2 separate regions of the Homo sapiens genome follow, and region 1 is linked to region 2. Evidence: chromatin loops called from intact Hi-C (ENCODE). Cell type or tissue: endothelial cell of umbilical vein. All regions are shown on one strand. Each heading gives the region's core, and the rest is flanking DNA. Links, peaks and the distances in the headings are about the cores only.

The links. A loop is a pair of places that touch in the nucleus more often than their neighbours do. Peaks named below come from ENCODE experiments on the same cell type or tissue, not always from the same donor. Only the 100,000 strongest peaks of a DNase experiment are listed, where the experiment ranks them.
Region 1: it touches region 2 in a loop (10-fold over the local background); 2 of 110 quality-filtered maps call a loop at or near these places.

The regions. Positions count from the first base shown.
Region 1 is chr1:215,566,068-215,574,407 of GRCh38, reverse strand. It overlaps KCTD3 (potassium channel tetramerization domain containing 3), which reads right to left and starts at 7,104. Exons shown (of 18, transcript NM_016121.5): 1 at 6,640-7,104; 2 at 569-622; 3 at 290-335. The coding sequence starts at 6,722. It overlaps LOC124904599 (a long non-coding RNA gene), which reads left to right and starts at 7,051. Exons shown (of 2, transcript XR_922599.2): 1 at 7,051-7,128; 2 at 7,274-7,981. RefSeq lists an enhancer at 6,030-6,890 and a silencer at 6,703-6,972. In endothelial cell of umbilical vein, for the core only: no CTCF peak of the experiment used is centred there; DNase peaks (open chromatin) are centred at 6,417 and 7,177; H3K4me3 peaks cover 2,252 bases; H3K27ac peaks cover 1,905 bases.
Region 2 is chr1:215,109,151-215,117,490 of GRCh38, reverse strand. All of the region lies in intron 2 of KCNK2 (potassium two pore domain channel subfamily K member 2), which reads right to left. Among named protein-coding and RNA genes, the nearest start is that of KCNK2, 31 kb to the right of the region's middle. In endothelial cell of umbilical vein, for the core only: no CTCF peak of the experiment used is centred there; DNase peaks (open chromatin) are centred at 2,830 and 3,200; H3K27ac peaks cover 2,082 bases.

The sequences.
Region 1 (8,340 bases), core at 321-8,320, 460 kb before region 2:
TGTTAAAGTTTCAATTATTGATCTAAAAAAATTTCTTCTAATGCCAATGTAAGCTCATATCCTACAATCTCTCTAATCATGAATACTTAAATTGCCATATATAGTATTCCCTACTTAGGGATCTTCTCTGATTATAAAAAACTACATATGACAAGAAATAAAATTATGCCACTTTCATTCAGTGATTATTAAAATATCAGTTCTCCTATATTCTTAGAGTAACTATATGTTAGGACCAAGCACTATAAGCATTAATTTAGGAATATGTATCAATTATTATTATACTCACAGCACCAGTTTCATCTCGAAGTGTTGAAATTCTCCCACTCAGCAAACTGGAAGTCATTAATAATCTAAAGTTAGTTTTTAAAATCTGAGTATAAACAAATGTGCTAATTCTTTACCAAATGTTAAAGACCACTAAAAGTAAGTTATCTATCTTCCAAGTTCAAAAATATATAATTTTAAGAGTTAACCTTTTTTATTAAAAAAAATTTAACTGACAAACATTATTATATTTTGGTAAATAAATGTATTAAAATATACACTAAAGAATTATAAGACATACCTGGAAAAAAAAGAATCTGGAATCCACATAAGAGTTTGTCTTGAGGTACTAAATCTGCAATTAAAAATCATCTGGTATTATAAGTGAGAACATGATTTGAAATTTCAGTATTAGTTAACTTGTTTTAATACACTGGCTAATGATTTACAAGATGTTTTATAGTTATAGCTGTACCAATATATTTATTACAGTTAATATTTTTAAACGTTGCTACTTTCAATTCAGAGTTAAGATTATACAAGCAGCTCTCAATAACAATAAACAACTTGTTATCCGCCATATAATGCATCTTAAAACACTACTTTCCAATAAGCTAATCTCTGCTGAAGAATCAACAATTAGCCCATCACACCAAGTCTCAACTTCTCAGTATAACATTCAAAATTACCTTCAGGTTCCATCTCATCTCTCCAGTACAAATGCTGGTTTTCCCCTCTAATAGGACAAAACTTCTTCATATCCCCAAAAAATTCATGCTTACTACCATTTTGGTATCTTTATTCAGCTAGATCACTCTCTTCATGTCCAATAATTCAAGATCCGTCCATCTTTCTTGATACCACTCAGGTTTTACCTTCCCTGTAATAGTTTTTCTAAATATCCAATCCTGTATTATCTCTTTTTAAGCTCATAGTAATTTCACTGTAAATTACTCATTTAACACCTTCTTTATAGGCAGTCTTGGGCTATCTGCAACTGCTGACTTCATTCATTCAAAAATCATTCAGCCAAATACATCACTGTTCTGAGGTTGTCATTTGATCAAGCTTGTATATTACCAAGGGAGGATCTTTACCAAAGTACAGTATAATAGACTGGGACAACAAACCAATAATTTATGTAAACTGATATGGCAAACAAAGCAATATAGTACTTGTTCAGTCCAGCCCTTCTCTGAGTATTTTCATTTTAAGATATCACCTTGAACTACAATGTTATCTCACCCAGCCTAGCAAACCTCTACTTTCACTCCACATTTATTTTCTGGCATTATATGAAATCCCTAAATTTATTTTTACCTTTCATACTTAAACTAAACAAGGTGACTGAATAGTGGCACTAGTTACCATGCACTATCACCAGGAAACACAGGCCAAACCCCAGCCAAAATGGCTAAGGGATGTTTCCCAGGCTGTGCATGTATACACTGTATCATCCATCTATTGTCTGCCATTACCTAAATTAGCAGCCTGGAATTATCAAAAACGTGGAAGTTGCTTACTTTTTTTTATTATGCTCACTGCAGCATAACAAACCTCAAAATACATCCTACTTCCCATTCCCATCTTCTAAGTGGGCTATTAAATAGCACTGGATTGCAGGCCAGGGTGACTGTGACTACCAAGGCTTATACAGAGTAGTGTCAGAAGTCTCACAGATCTCTCAACTTTGCAAGTCCATCCAGGCACCTGAGGCAACAATGGCTCATAATATTTTACATATCTTGATAAATGGATTATCTGTAAATTCACTTTTCAAACTCAGTTTCAGAAATGGATTTTGTATTAAAAAAGTAGATGTTGTTTTTTCTTAAAGCCAGAGAGGACCACCTAAAAGCATTGTTCTTAGCACCTAGCACACACCCAGTAAATGTTTATTGAAACTTATGTGTGATAAACAGAATCACACTCTAAAACTCAGTTAAATGTTCTGTACAAAACGGAGACTTGATTCTTCTGTACGATCTGCAGGCATTTTATGGTTACAACAGAGCACTTTCAGAATACACTGGTGTTGACACACAGATGTCACTAAACTGCCCACTTAAATCATTTAGCAGTATCAGTCTCAGTGTCAGTAACAGCAGAAGCCGTGTATGCACTGTTCCATAAAAAGTGCCTTAGTCTCCAAAATAAATTTTCTATCATTATCAAAACATGCTTTCCAATCACAATTAAAAGTTTATCTCGGCTAGGCGCGGTGGCTCACGCCTGTAATCCCAGCACTTTGGGAGGCCGAGGCGGGCAGATCACGAGGTCAGCAGATGGAGACCATCCTGGCTAACACGGTGAAACCCCGTCTCTACTAAAACTACGAAAAATTAGCCAGGCGTGGTGGCGGGCACCTGTAGTCCCAGCTTACTCAGGAGGCTGAGGCAGGACAATGGCGTGAACTCAGGAGGTGGAGCTGGCAGTGAGCTGAGATCGCGCCACTGCACTCCAGCATGGGCGACAAAGCGAGACTCCGTCTCGGAAAAAAAAAAAAAAAAAGTTTATCTCCACTTCTTCCCACATACAACTTTACAATTTGTAAGGAAAAGTATTCTTTCATTGGCTAACTGAAGGAAAGACAGTAAAACAATTCATTTATTAAAGACATTTAAATGTAAACTACAGTAAGGGGTACTTTAGGGAACACATAGAAGTTGACTACTAACTAATTTCACAGGTTATGGACAGTCTAGGTGTTTATAAGCAGTTCCTACGCCCATTTATCTGATTAACAAATGAGTCACTTTAAGAAAACACTGCAAATGCTCCTAAATGCGTTTCTTAATAGACTCTTAAGAAAAATAAAAAATACACAGATTACCCCAGTCACAGAAAACTGACTTGGTCCAAAATCAAAGCAAATCCACTCAATGGTAAATTGAAGGATCCAAGGATTCATACATTGCAGATTCACTGTTTTGGAGGCCATCAAATTCATTCCAAATGAGGACAGCTTATAACTTGCAATCTTTTATATTCACCACTTATTCACCAATTGTATTCCAAATAATTAAAATTATGTGCTACTTAGAAAATCACAAAGGTCTGCTTAAAATCATATTATCAGTTTCAATTTTAATCAGCATTTTGGGGAAAGGTTAGTAACCTGGAATTTCTGGGCAAAGGAATTAGACCCTCATCCCCACCAATTTTTTTTTAAACTTCTGGCCCCAAAACCAGTCTCGAATATAACTTCATGAAAACTAACACACTTAAAATTACACATGATGAGCATAATCATTTGAAAGCCTTTTCTGTTTTGATTTGTTTTTTATCCCATACCCATAGTGTCCCAAGAACAGAGTCATGTACAATCTGGTTTCAGCAAAGGACTAAAGAAATTTGCATACCCACAGTTATACTTCATGCAACTTGCCTCCTACTAAATTAACTTGGTAGCAATCTAACTAGTTATTTATTCTGCACTGTAAGTACTGATAATGCCACTAACCCTTGCATTTCACATTTATTACTTCAAATTCCTATAACAATCTGATAAGATTGGTACTACTGTCTGTCACTTTACATTTTAATAGACTAAGTATCAAAATATTTGTCCAAGGTTGCTAGGCTAGTTAGAGATAAAGCCTGGGAATTGGAAACATATACCTGACTCAAAAGCTCTTTGTCCAGGAGTCCTCAATGGCTAGTCCCAGCCCTCTTGCATGAGGCCCAAAATCACACTTGCCCATAACAGAATTAATCATAAATTCAGTCATAGTGAATTCACTTCATTACTTTTTGTAAATAACGAATACTAACAATTCTAAATGAAACTTCATCTACTCTACTTTCTGAATCACCCACAAAGTATTAAACCATAAAAATTAGTCATTTCTATAATTCCTTTGAGTATATCCATTTTCATGTCTATTCTCCTGAGGGAAAAAAAAAAAAAGACCTTACCGATAGCATATGCTTCTCTGCTCCCAACAAACTCTCCTTTTGAGTTTTACTCTATCACTTCAGAACTTCAATTCTATGCCACAGCAGTTCCTGAACTTCAGTGGCAATCATATCAGGATTTTTCTCTTACAGTGGCTTAAGTGACTATGTTACACTGTGTTTTGTACAAGATACAGGTGACTTCTAGATCTCATCTAGCTCTAAAATGCTGCACGAGTGTAGGATTCAAAGCAAATCTAGAAAATATTCTTAGAATATGGAGTCGGATGTTGTTTTCTACGGGCCATACCATTACTACTTATTTTATAAGCCATTTTATCTTAACAATTTTCTGAAGTTTTTTAATGTTTCCATTCCCACTAACAATTTCATGTCTTGTAAACTGTTCAAACCAGTAATATATGTACTATTTTGTATCTTTGCTAATATCACTTAGAAAAAATTAGAACCTGATAAGCTCAAGTTTCATAAATAATGTAAACACAAGATAAAATGTCACAGTGCCAGGCTGAGACAGGAGAATGGCGCGAACCTGGGAGGCGGAGCTTGCAGTGAGCCGAGATCGCACCACTGCACTCCAGCCTGGATGACAGAGCGAGACTCTGTCTCAAAAAAAAAAAAAAAAAAAAGTTACAGTGCCAAGATAACTGCCTTATGAGTTAAAACTTTTAAATGAATTCTGCAGTCTCTAATAAGAGTTCACTCAGTATTAAGCCATCCACATAGTAAATAACAATACTGCTTAATTTTTACAATAATACTGTATGTCCTTGTGAATGTCTGAATAGAAATATATTAACTATCGGCCAGGCGCGGTGGCTCACGCCTGTAATTCCAGCACTTTGGGAAGCCGAGGCGGGAGCATCACGAGGTCAGGAGATCAAGACCATCCTGGTCAACGTAGTTAAACCTCGTCTCTACTAAAAATGCAAAAATTACCCGGGCGTGGTGGCGCGCGCCTGTGACCCAGCTACTCGGGATGCTGAGGCAGGAGAATCGCTTGAAACTGGGAGGCAGAGGCTGCAGTGAGCCGAGATCGCGCCACTGCACTCCAGCCAGGCGACAGAGCAAGACTCCGTCTCAAAAAAAAAAAAAAAGAAAATTAAAGAAAAGAAATACATTAACTATCAATAGCAAGTAGAAACCAGTGTAGGGATTGTAAATGATTATACTGCTACTCTTCAGTATAATCAACACACATTGCAGGCCTCCTCTTTAGGGGTATTCCACAAGTTACCAAACTTCCAATATTTTAACGTGATTTTAGGAAAAACTCCATTTCTTACATTAGGAGACATAAATCTCCATAAGACTGGTTTCTATACAACTGCAATAACGTTGTAAATTATCTAAGTTTTGATTTGGGGGAAGAGGAAAAACCCTAAGAACGAAGTACCATGGTTTTCTGTGTTAAATTCTAGAAAGCTATCAAATGTTTAGGATTAAAGCACTACAGTAGACATTTTTTATCACTATGGTTCTAAGACATTAAAATACTTTTAAAATGCTGGTTGAAAATCATATTCTCAAGCACAGAAAAATTAACTGTATTCCAGAGCATTTCCTTGTTTATCTCCTTACCAAGCCTAAAACTCAACTAATCCTTCTTTCAAACAGCTGGCAAACTCCCTTTTCTGAGAGGAGTGACTCATAAGTTATAGGAAATCCACAAAAACTACGATTTTTTCCCCCAACAAACTTAATAACAGGCACAGAAGGGGCGGGGGGGGGGGGGGGCGGAAGGCCAGAAAGAGAACAGACAGAGAAGAGCATTCAGTCTGTTTACTCCAAGGGCGTCACACCGTGCCAATATCCAGAGCTTCCTAAAAGCAAATGTTCAAACTGCAGTTTCTGGACACACTGTCCTAGAAGTTGAACAGATCCTTCAAGCCCATGCACCAAGAAATTCTGAAAATAAATAACTAGGTACTGCAAACCTACTGCACTCCCATCACAGAAATCTTTCAAATTACAAATCCCCTAATTAGGCGCGGAAAAGAACACCGCACTCTTCCCTAAGAAAACCGACACCTCGTTGACCAAAGAGAAAGGAAAGCAAGTTCATCTCCAACATCCAAACCACAAAGCCAGGTTTCTACTAAATAAAGTCCTCAAATACACTCTAATCTGAGATGAGGTAAGGAAGGCTGTGTAATGGTTCTCCTTGCCTGTTGGGAGGGGCAAAGGTTGGCATTCTAGGACAGCAGCTACTCTGCCACATGGGCCTGGTCCTCGGTAATTCCAAGCGTCCCTTCTGCCTCTCCCTTCCCAGAGCAGATGCTTCACCAGCTCCAAAATCCGCCCGACGTTCTTGCCGCCTGGAGGCCCCCACGTTCCCCTCCAGGCTTGGCCTCCCACGCTCGCCCTCGTTCCTGCGACTCTCGGTCCCCGTCGACACCAAAGGAGGAGGCCGCCAAGGCATCCCCGCTGCAAGCCCGCTACCCGCCGACTCACCTGGTCCCCCCTACGTTCAGTTGGACGATCTCGCCGCTGCCGGCCGCCGCCGCGGGGAAGCTGCCGCAGTGCCCTCCCGCCATCTCCGGCGGCTCCGGACGCGCTCGCCGCCCTCCTTCCCCAGCCGGGACCGCCGAGCCCGGGGCTGTAGCCCGAGGCAGCGGCGACGGCTGCAGGGCCAGCGGGGCGGCGGCGGCCGGAGGGCGGGGGGTGCACGGGGCTTCCCCCACCTTCCCGGCGGCCGGGCGGGGCTCGCTAGCTTCTGCCCCTTCCCGGGTCAATCCTGCGGTGCACAAGGGCGGCCCGGCCTCCACCTTTCGCGGCCTCCAGGCCGCCGGGCCGCCCGGGCCTCTTCTCCGTGCTCCGCTGCCACCGACGCCGCCGCAGCCTGCCTGGGAGGAGGGGTCACCGTTCGGGACAAAATACCGCAGCGCTCACGCTTCGCCCGCCACTGCCGCCTAGAATGAGGAGGAGGAGGAGGAAGGAAAGGTCAGGGAGGAGCTTCCCAACGCCGCGGGGCTGGCGCGTAGGGAGGCTAGGGGAATGTGCTCCTGGCCAGCCGCCTGCCCACGCGGGATTCCATTTCGTTCCTCCTCCCCACGCGATCCCAGCCCCTTTCCCTTTTACATTTCAGATTTTCTAAAACGAGGAAGCTGATTCGCAGATTGAGGGCAGATCTGGGCAAACGATCTACGGATCTTTATGACCCACTTTGTCAACATGGATTGGGAAAGGAAAAACTAATCCTAGAGGTAGTAAAAGTTGATGCCTAAATGTAGACAGTGCAAATGCAGGGAACATTTGGAGATTTTAAAACCTTACAGCGTTTACCCCAGAAAACTGCTTACTTTACCCTCTTCAATTTAATCCCCAATCTCCCAAGCAGTTTTTTTGTTTTGTTTTTTGCTTTTGTTTGTTAAGCAGGAAGGAAACCAAAGGACAAAAACCCCTAGACTGTGTAATGCCCAGCAACCTATTTCTGGAATATAGTAAGCACTCAACTAATGTTAGACACACGCAGAAAACACACAATTTTATGCGCTTGTTTATTTATTTGTTTTTGCTTTAAACGGTATCTATTCAAACCCAAAACCTTAGTGGCTATTAAAATATTTTTTAAATCGGAATACTATAATACTTGATGCCCTGCTAACAAAGACTAACAAAGATAGTGCGTTATGTTTCAGAGGTCATTAGTTTGTGGTACTAAATTCTTAACATGAATTGTTTTGTCATAGTTGTATCATAATAATTCAAACTGATAATGTATCTGATGTTAAGTTTTTATTGTCATTGTCATAATTTTTACCAAAAAAATAAAAAATAGCCTCTGGCAAGCATACTAATGTTGTGATATGCTCTATCTAGATTCGACTTGAAAGATGTTAATAGTACATATGGATGTAAGATAAGTATTATTTCTCCCAGTTGATGATAAGCTTAATAATAGCTAATTTGTGTTTATCATATACCCGGTGGTTTAGATATTTTGTCATCTTTCTTCGTCACAACTAATGTTATAATTATTTTTAAAAAAGGAAATTTGGGAATGAAAATGATCAAAAAAACTTGCTCAAAATTACATAGGTAGCAAGTGGGATGGCAGGAATTTCAAGGCAAGCAGCTTGAATTCAAGGCCACTGTTCACCATCCTTACCACTGCATTGTACCTCATTATCTTCACTTTAGACAGGGAAGATG
Region 2 (8,340 bases), core at 110-8,109:
GAATTAAGGCTAATTTCCATGAACAGGAAAAACATTGTTACTAGCATATCAATCGATTAGGCTCTCATTACAGTTCTACAGTGAAGGATACATACTTATCAAAGGAAAACCCTTTATTGCCTAGAATGTTATTCTGAGAGAACACAGAGTGATTGTTGAATCCTTACTGGAAATTCAAGTTGTATTCCATTTTTGCATACATCTGAGAGATCCAGAGATACTATTTAATATTTAAGATAATTAAATTTTATAGAAGTTAATTCATATATCTGTGATTTGATATCAAATTTTGTGACTCATTACATGAAACTAGTTTTTCAGAAATTCTGTAGTTATATGGACATGGTACTTGTTTTATTTTTTTCTAGGAAAAATAGAGGCATCTGTCTAAATATAAAATGCAGAAATCACAAAGTTACATTCCACAATTAAATGTAATGTTATAGAGTACTGACAAATGTTAGATTTTCAAAACCTAGCATCAATAATCTTTTTCTTTATAAAAATATATATTTGATTTCATGTGGAGAAAAGAAATGGAGTAGTACTTTGCATATTTTATACAAAACATAGGTGTTTAAATCATACTACACTTAGAGACTGATAAGCATATTTTCAAGGTTCCCCCCCCAGCATATTTTGTAAGGAAGATTTTGTAAGAAACAATATGCCATAATGTTTCTTACAAAAATATGAGTCAAAATATATTTATTTCATGAAGACTTTATAAAAATAAAATTTAATTCTTATTACTTAAAAGGGATATTATTTTCTACAGAAGGCAGTTTCTGCACACCAGACTTTAAGGAAGCACGTCTAAAAGTAAATATCTTGCTTACCTTCTGATATATTTCCTTCCATTTGGGGATTATGCAATCGAGTGTCAAAGCTATTTTTAAACAGACTAATGAAGTGTACAGCTTTTTTCTTGCTCTTTTGAAAGTGTAAATTTATTTTCTGTTAGTAGAAACAAAAGCTTAAAATCCAAAGCAGGGAACAACAGATTTGAGAGCAGATATCATTGAAGGGCCAGAAACCATGAAGCATACTGCTGGGTATTTGGGTTGTCTTTCCTGGTCATATCCATTTAGGGAGATTTTTTTAATCATAAAAGTAATATACATATTATTGGACATTTGGAAAAATAATACTAAAGAAAAAAAATCAGTCACGGTTCCTAAAACAGTATTTTGCAACATGCATATATTCACGTTTTAATAGTTGTAACAATAAATCTGCTGAAAACTCTTTTCATATAACATAAGCATATTCCAAGGCATTTTGTAGTCTTCAGAGCTATCATTTTTAAGGACTTCAATATCTCACTGAGTAGCTACATTTAACATAGTTTACATAACTATTCCTCTATTATTGAGTAAACCTGTCTAATGTCTAAGGGCAAGTAACCATTAGCTGACTTGTTACAGGGAAGATTTATATATCAGGCAAGGGCTGAACTTGAAACACTGAAATTCTTTTTCCTTTGAGCCTCAATGAAATGAGCACAGTGGTGTATAGAAAAAAAAAAAAAAAAACATGATGAAGACCCTGTGCAACTCTAAAGGAGCCAGTCTACATATGTGAAGCAAGCACACTGAAGCGGCATTTCCCTGGTGTGCATTTTTCCATGAGTCTTCCTAGATTCCATATTACTGTATGGAATAATATTTTATGGGACCATTAATCTTTGTCTATCTTTCTGGCCACCTTCTACCCCATCTCAGCATGAGTGGAAGAAAAAGATTAATTTTTTTAAAAAAAAAAGGAAAGCATGAAAGAGAAGGAGGTAGAAGAAGAAGTCAGAAAGAAACCAAAAGGCAAGGAGAGAGGAAAAAGATCAAGGTTGTTTAGTTAGTAAGGAAGACACAGTTCTAGGACAGTAAGATATTTATCTAGGCAGTTCCTTTAAAAGAGGTTGTCCTTAAAATAGGATTTGAGTAGGCAGGAGACTGAGATCAGGGAGACAGTACCTGAAACAATATTTTTGTACCATGTTGCCCAAGGCGTGCTACACTAACCAACATTTATTTACACATTATTTTTCTAAGGCCTGAATTTCTAAACTGATGAGAAGAAAAAGGCTAAAATGTGAAAAAGGATGTTTTTCTCTGTCAGTTACACACATCCATAGGGTTCCTAAATTTGGAAAACCTCTCGTTTTTTTCCAATATAATGTCACTAATCTCTATTCATTTGATTTCCCAATGCACTTAAGCCTATAGTTCCATAATGGATACAAGTTTAAACAAAAAGAAAGTGTTTTGTACCTATATAAAGGTAATCACAGGCAGGGGAAATGGTTATGAAAATTATTCAAGTTTCCACAGAAAGGCAATATTTTTATGTAAGTTTTAAAAACAAAAGGATTTTTTCCTGTCCTTCCAGAATCATAGTGAGAACTGAAATTAAAAAATCATAGTAACTAAAATATCATAGTGATGATTGAAAATCTCAAGCTTTGTACACACACACACACACACACACACACACACACACCTGACAAAGTAACCAGTTAACACAATTTATATTTGAATAAATCAAACTTCCTACAACCCAAATTAGTCATGAGTAAAGGCACTATACTAAGACATTCCAATAATATCCTGATAGACAGATCCTGTTTCAGGCCCCATAAAATGTGTATTTCTCACTTTGAGTGAGTTGACTCATTGCCATTAATAACCTACAAGAAATTTCTGTGCTTTTAGGCTCCAGGTAAAACTTCTTAATATACTGCATGGGAAGTTTATTAATGACTTGCTAACATTATGCAGAGAAAAGGAAGTCTTGCAAAACTGTTTAATATGTTTATATTTCTTGGCTCAATGTCACAAAATCAAGACAGCAAAAATAATATATAACTTCCCAAAACATAGTGATTCATACTGATTCTGTCTTAGCTTCTTAGCTTTTTCCAAGTTTCCCCCGCCTTTCTCAATTACACACCCATACACTCACCAGTTATAGCAAATACTGAATTGGTTGAACTCTATTTTGTTTGAGAAACAAGAACCTGATAGAATTTCTTGCCCTTTTTTGAGCCAACTGGAATAATGGAGCTACCCTTTGACACCTGTCCAGTAGTTATTACACAAAAGTGCAATTAAACCTTTCCCTCAGGCACCTCTTTGGCTGGCATGAGAGTGTCACACCACAACCATCAGCGCTGAAAATGAACTTGGCACCTTTCCTCATGTTTTCTACATTAGTCACTCACTTATACTGTATTGTTTGTCTTCATTCACAACTAAGATACTAATCTCAACAATGCTTCAGAGCACAGCACCCTATGAAAGGGAAGATGCTTCAGAATTCTCATAATAAGCATGAGGCTGGTGGGTCTTCTCTCCACTTCATCTGTCTCCTAACTCCCACAATCCAAGAATATGTTTATGTTGGTGAAACATGCAGAAAACTTTTAAACCAAGCAGGGAAAGAGAAAAGTCAAAAGTCACAAAAAAGCAACATGCAGTCTCTCGAGGATTCAGAAGAGGCATGAAGGGGAAAGGTTATGGGCATTAGGAGATGACTAACTACACTTGAACCTCACTCACACTTTCATTTTTAATCACTTGCTGTATATCTGTTGGGGCTGTACATCTGTTGGGATTACATGCCTGTAGTCCCAGCATTTTGGGAGGCCGAGTTGCGCAGATCACTTGAGGCCAGGTGTTCAAGACCAGCATGGTCAACATGGGAAAACCCCATCTTTACTAAAAATACAAAAGTTATCTGGGCGTGGTGTTGCACACCTGTAATTCCAGCTAATAAGGAGGCTGAGGCATAAGAATCGCTTGAACCTGGGAGGAGGAGGTTGCAGTGAGCCGGGATCGTGCCATTGCACTCCAGCCTGTCAACAGAACAAGACTCTGTCTCAAAAAAATAAAAATAAATAATATGTTGGGTGTCCTCTAGACAGCTACTTCTCTTTAAGCTAACTATTTGAAACAGCAGTGCAAGACCGGAGGGGCTTCACCAGAACCTTGTGAGCATTATGCATATAGTGTTACTTAAGAGGAATCAGATACATACTTATCTTTCACAAAAGCTGAGGCAGAAAGAGGCTAAGTGGGTCACTTGGTCAAAATAAGTAAAATATGCCAAAAGAATAATAAAATAACTTGGCAAGCCAGGTTCAGGTCTTGGGGTTATATTAATAGTTCAGTTGTATTACTGCTTTGGTTGCCTCACCTTGCATATAGCTATCATTTACAATATTATTTCTATGTGGAAATACTGAAAGTTCTAAGCAAAAAAAATACATTCATAAATGAATTTTTTAAAGAACTAACTCATAAAGTTGAACGTCGGTGAACATTTTATTTTATCCACGTGTATGATGCATTCTAAATAGTCATCAGGCCTTGTCTTATATGTTTATGTCGCATATGGCCTATGTGTCCAGTATAATGTTAACTACTCAAGAATCATTTGTAGTATATTCTATGCTTACTGATTTTTGAGTAGACATAAAATCACTATCATGAACTGTCAGAATACAGTATAGTCATCTACTGTTAAGCGACACGTGACTACACTGTATTCTGTCAGTTTGCGATAGTGAGAAATGTGATACTGAGAAAGGTGTGGTTAGGCAATTTCATCATTTTGTGAACATCATAGAGAGTACTTCCACAAACCTAGATGCGATAGCCTACTGCACACCTAGGCTATATGGTATAGCCTATTGCTCCTAAGCTATAAACCTGTACAGCATTTTTCTGTACTGAATACTTAAGGCAACTGTAAGACAATGGTATTTGTGTATCTAAGCATATGGAAACATATGATAGATACAGTAAAAATTGGGTATAAAAGTAAAAAATGGTACACTTACATGAATGGAGCTTGCAGGACAGGAAGTTGTTCTGGGTGAGCCAGTGAGTGAGTGGTGAGTGAATGTGAAGGCCTAGGACATCATTGTACACTTAGGGTACACTGAATCTATTTTTAAAATAAAACTAACTTTCTTCAATAACAAATTAGCCTTAGCTAATTGTAAATTTTTCACTTTATAAACTGTTTAATTTTTTGACTTTTGTACTAGCACTAAGCTTAAAACAAAAACACATTGTACAGCTGTATAAAAATATTTTTTCTTTATATCTTTATTCCATAATCTTTTTTTTAACTATTTAATTTTTTTAACTTTTTAAGCACTTTAAAAAAAAAAAACTAAGACACAAACAAATCATCCTAGGCCTGCACAAGGTCAGGATTGTCAATACTACCGTCTTCCACCTTAATCATGTCTCACTGGGTTTCTCCCAGGGGAGGGAAAGAGAAGACTGACTGAAACATATGTCCAGCAAGCAGACTTTCCAAAAGGCTTCTTGAGGGACTGGTGCCTGTCTTGTCCAGCTAACAGCATTAACAGGACCTAACACGCTCTAGAAGTCTGGGAGCCACTGAGAACAAAGAAGAGCTGAGCAGCATGTGGTAGCTCCAGAGAGAGCAAGAGATTACAAGCCCCTGAAAAAGAAAAGAGTAAATCCCTGTACTTGGTAACTTACAGGCACAAGTCCAGAGAACGCACAACTATAAAAAAGATTTGAGGCCCACAGAATCTCTAGGCAGGCTGATTAGGGCTGATTGGTGATTAGGTATTTCCCCACATGAATCCAGTCCTTAGAGATTTACAGAGGTGACTCTTTATTTCACATGCGTAGATCCAATCATAAAAGTTACAAGGCACATAAAGAAACAGGGAAACATGGCCCAATTAAAGAACAAACTAAATCTCCGCATACTGATCCTAAAGTAACAGAGGCATATGAATTATCTCATAAAGATTCAAAATAACCATCATAAAGACGTTCAACAAGCTCAGAAAAATAATGTATGAACAAAATAAGAATGTCAACAAGAGACATAAAATATAAACAAGAACCCAACAGAAATTTTGGAGCTGAAGAATACAATAATTTAGTGGAAAAATTTACTAGAGTGGTTCAACTGCAGACTTGATCAAGCACAAGAAAAAAACAGTGAACTTCAACAAACATCATTTGATAGTATCCAGTTAAAAGAGCAAAAGGAAAAAAATAATTTAAAAGAGTAAAGAAAGCCTAGTGACAGAGGATAAACCATCAAATGAATGAATATATACAACAAATAATAGTCATATATAACACCCTACAGTTAACATTATACTCAATGGTGAAAAACTGAAGCTTTTCTTTTAAGATCAGGAACAAGACAAGGAGGCCCACTCTCACCATTTCTATTCAAACAGTACTGGAAATCCTAGGTAGAGCAACTTGGCAAGAAAAAGAAATAAAAGACATCCAAATCAGAAAAGAAGACACGAAATTACCTCTGCTCTCAGATTACATGAAAAGACATGCAGAAAACGTTAAGTGCATACTACTAAGTGAAGGAAGCCAATCTTACCAAGCTACATGCTATATAATTCCAACTATATGACATTCTGAAAAAGCAAATTATGGGGACAGTAACAAGACTGTGATTGTCAGGATTTAAGGGGTTAGGCAGAGCATAGAGTATTTTTAGGGCAGTGAAACTATTCTTTAGGCTATTGTAATAATGGACACATGACATTGTATGTTATCCAAACCCATAGACTCTACAACACCAAGACTGAACCTTAATGTTAGCAATTAGTTGATAATGATGACAATAATGTGATAGTGATGTGTCAATGTAAATTCATGAATTGTAACAAATGTGTAACTCTGATGAAGGATGTTGATGATGGAGAAAGCTATGCATGTGTGGGGGCAGGGAATATATGGGAAATCACTGCACTTTCTGTTCAATTTTGCCACGAACCTAAAAATGCTTTAAAAATAGTATATTAAATTTTAAAAAAATGTTTGGGATTAGAAAATGTGAAAAAATCTAGAACAAAACAAAAATAAATGTCGAAACCATGTGATGCTGTCATAAACACAGGCATATGGACCAATGGAACAGAATCAAGAATCCAGAAATAAAGCTATGCATATATAATCAAATGATCTTCAACAAGGGTGTCAAGATTGCATAATGAGGAAAGGATAGTCTTTTCAATAAATAGTTTTGAGAAAATTTGATATACACACCAAAAAGAGGGAAACTGGACCCTTAGCTTACACTATACATAAAAATCAACTCAAGAGGGGTTAAAGACTTAAACATAAGACCTAAAATTATAAAACTACTAGAAGAAAACACAGTGAAAGCTCTTCAAGACATTGATCGAGGCAAAAATGTTATGGCTAAGACCTCAAAAGCACAGGCAACAAAAACAAAAATAGACAAATGGGACTATATTAAACTAAAAAGCTTCTGCACAGCAAAAGAAATAATCAACAAAGTGAAGAAGCAACCTGTTGAATAAGAGAAAATATTTACAAACTATTCATCCAACAAGGGACTCATATCCAGAAGGTGCAAGAAACTCAACCCAACAAACACTAAATAATCCCATTAAAAAATATGCAAAAGACATAAATAGACATTTCTCAAAAGAAGACATACAAATGGCCAGCAGGTATACAAAAAATGCTCAACATCACTACTCATCAGAGAAATGAAAATTAAAACCACAATGAGATATACTCTTACAGAGTTAGAATGGCTATTATTAAAAAGATAAAAAATAACAGATGTTGGCAAGAATATAGCAAAAAGGGAACTCGTATACACTGCTGGTGGAAATGTAAATCAGTACAGCCACTATAAAAAGCAGGATAGAGATTCTCAAAAAGCTGAATAGAACTACCATACAATCCAGTCCAGCATTAGGTATTTACTCAAAAGAAAAGAAATCAATATATCAAAGGGACATATTGTACTGTACTCTCATGTTTATTGCAGCACAATTTCCAACAGCAAAAATATGGAATCAACCTAAGTGCCCAACAATAGATGAATGAATAAAGAGGTGTGACACACATGCACGCACACACACACACACACAAATAATACTCAACAATGAAAAAGAATTAAATCATGTCACTTGTAGCAACACGGATAGAACTGGAGATTATTACATTAATTAAGATAAGCCAGGTACAGAAATATAAATCTCACATGTTCTCACTCTTACATGAGCGCTAAAAGAAGTAAATCCCACGGAGGTAGAGAGTGGAAAGAAAAACACTAGAGACTAGGAAGGGTGTGTGGGCGGGAGAGGGGTGGGGAATTAAGAGAGGTTGGTTAATGGGTACAATCATATATGTAGGCAGAAAAAATAAGTTCTAATGTTTGACAGCAGAATAGGATGACTGTGGTTAACTTAATATATATTTTAGAGTAGCTGGTCGAGAGAACTTAAAATATACCCAACACACAAAAATGATAGACACTTAGGTGACAGATATCCTAAATACCCTG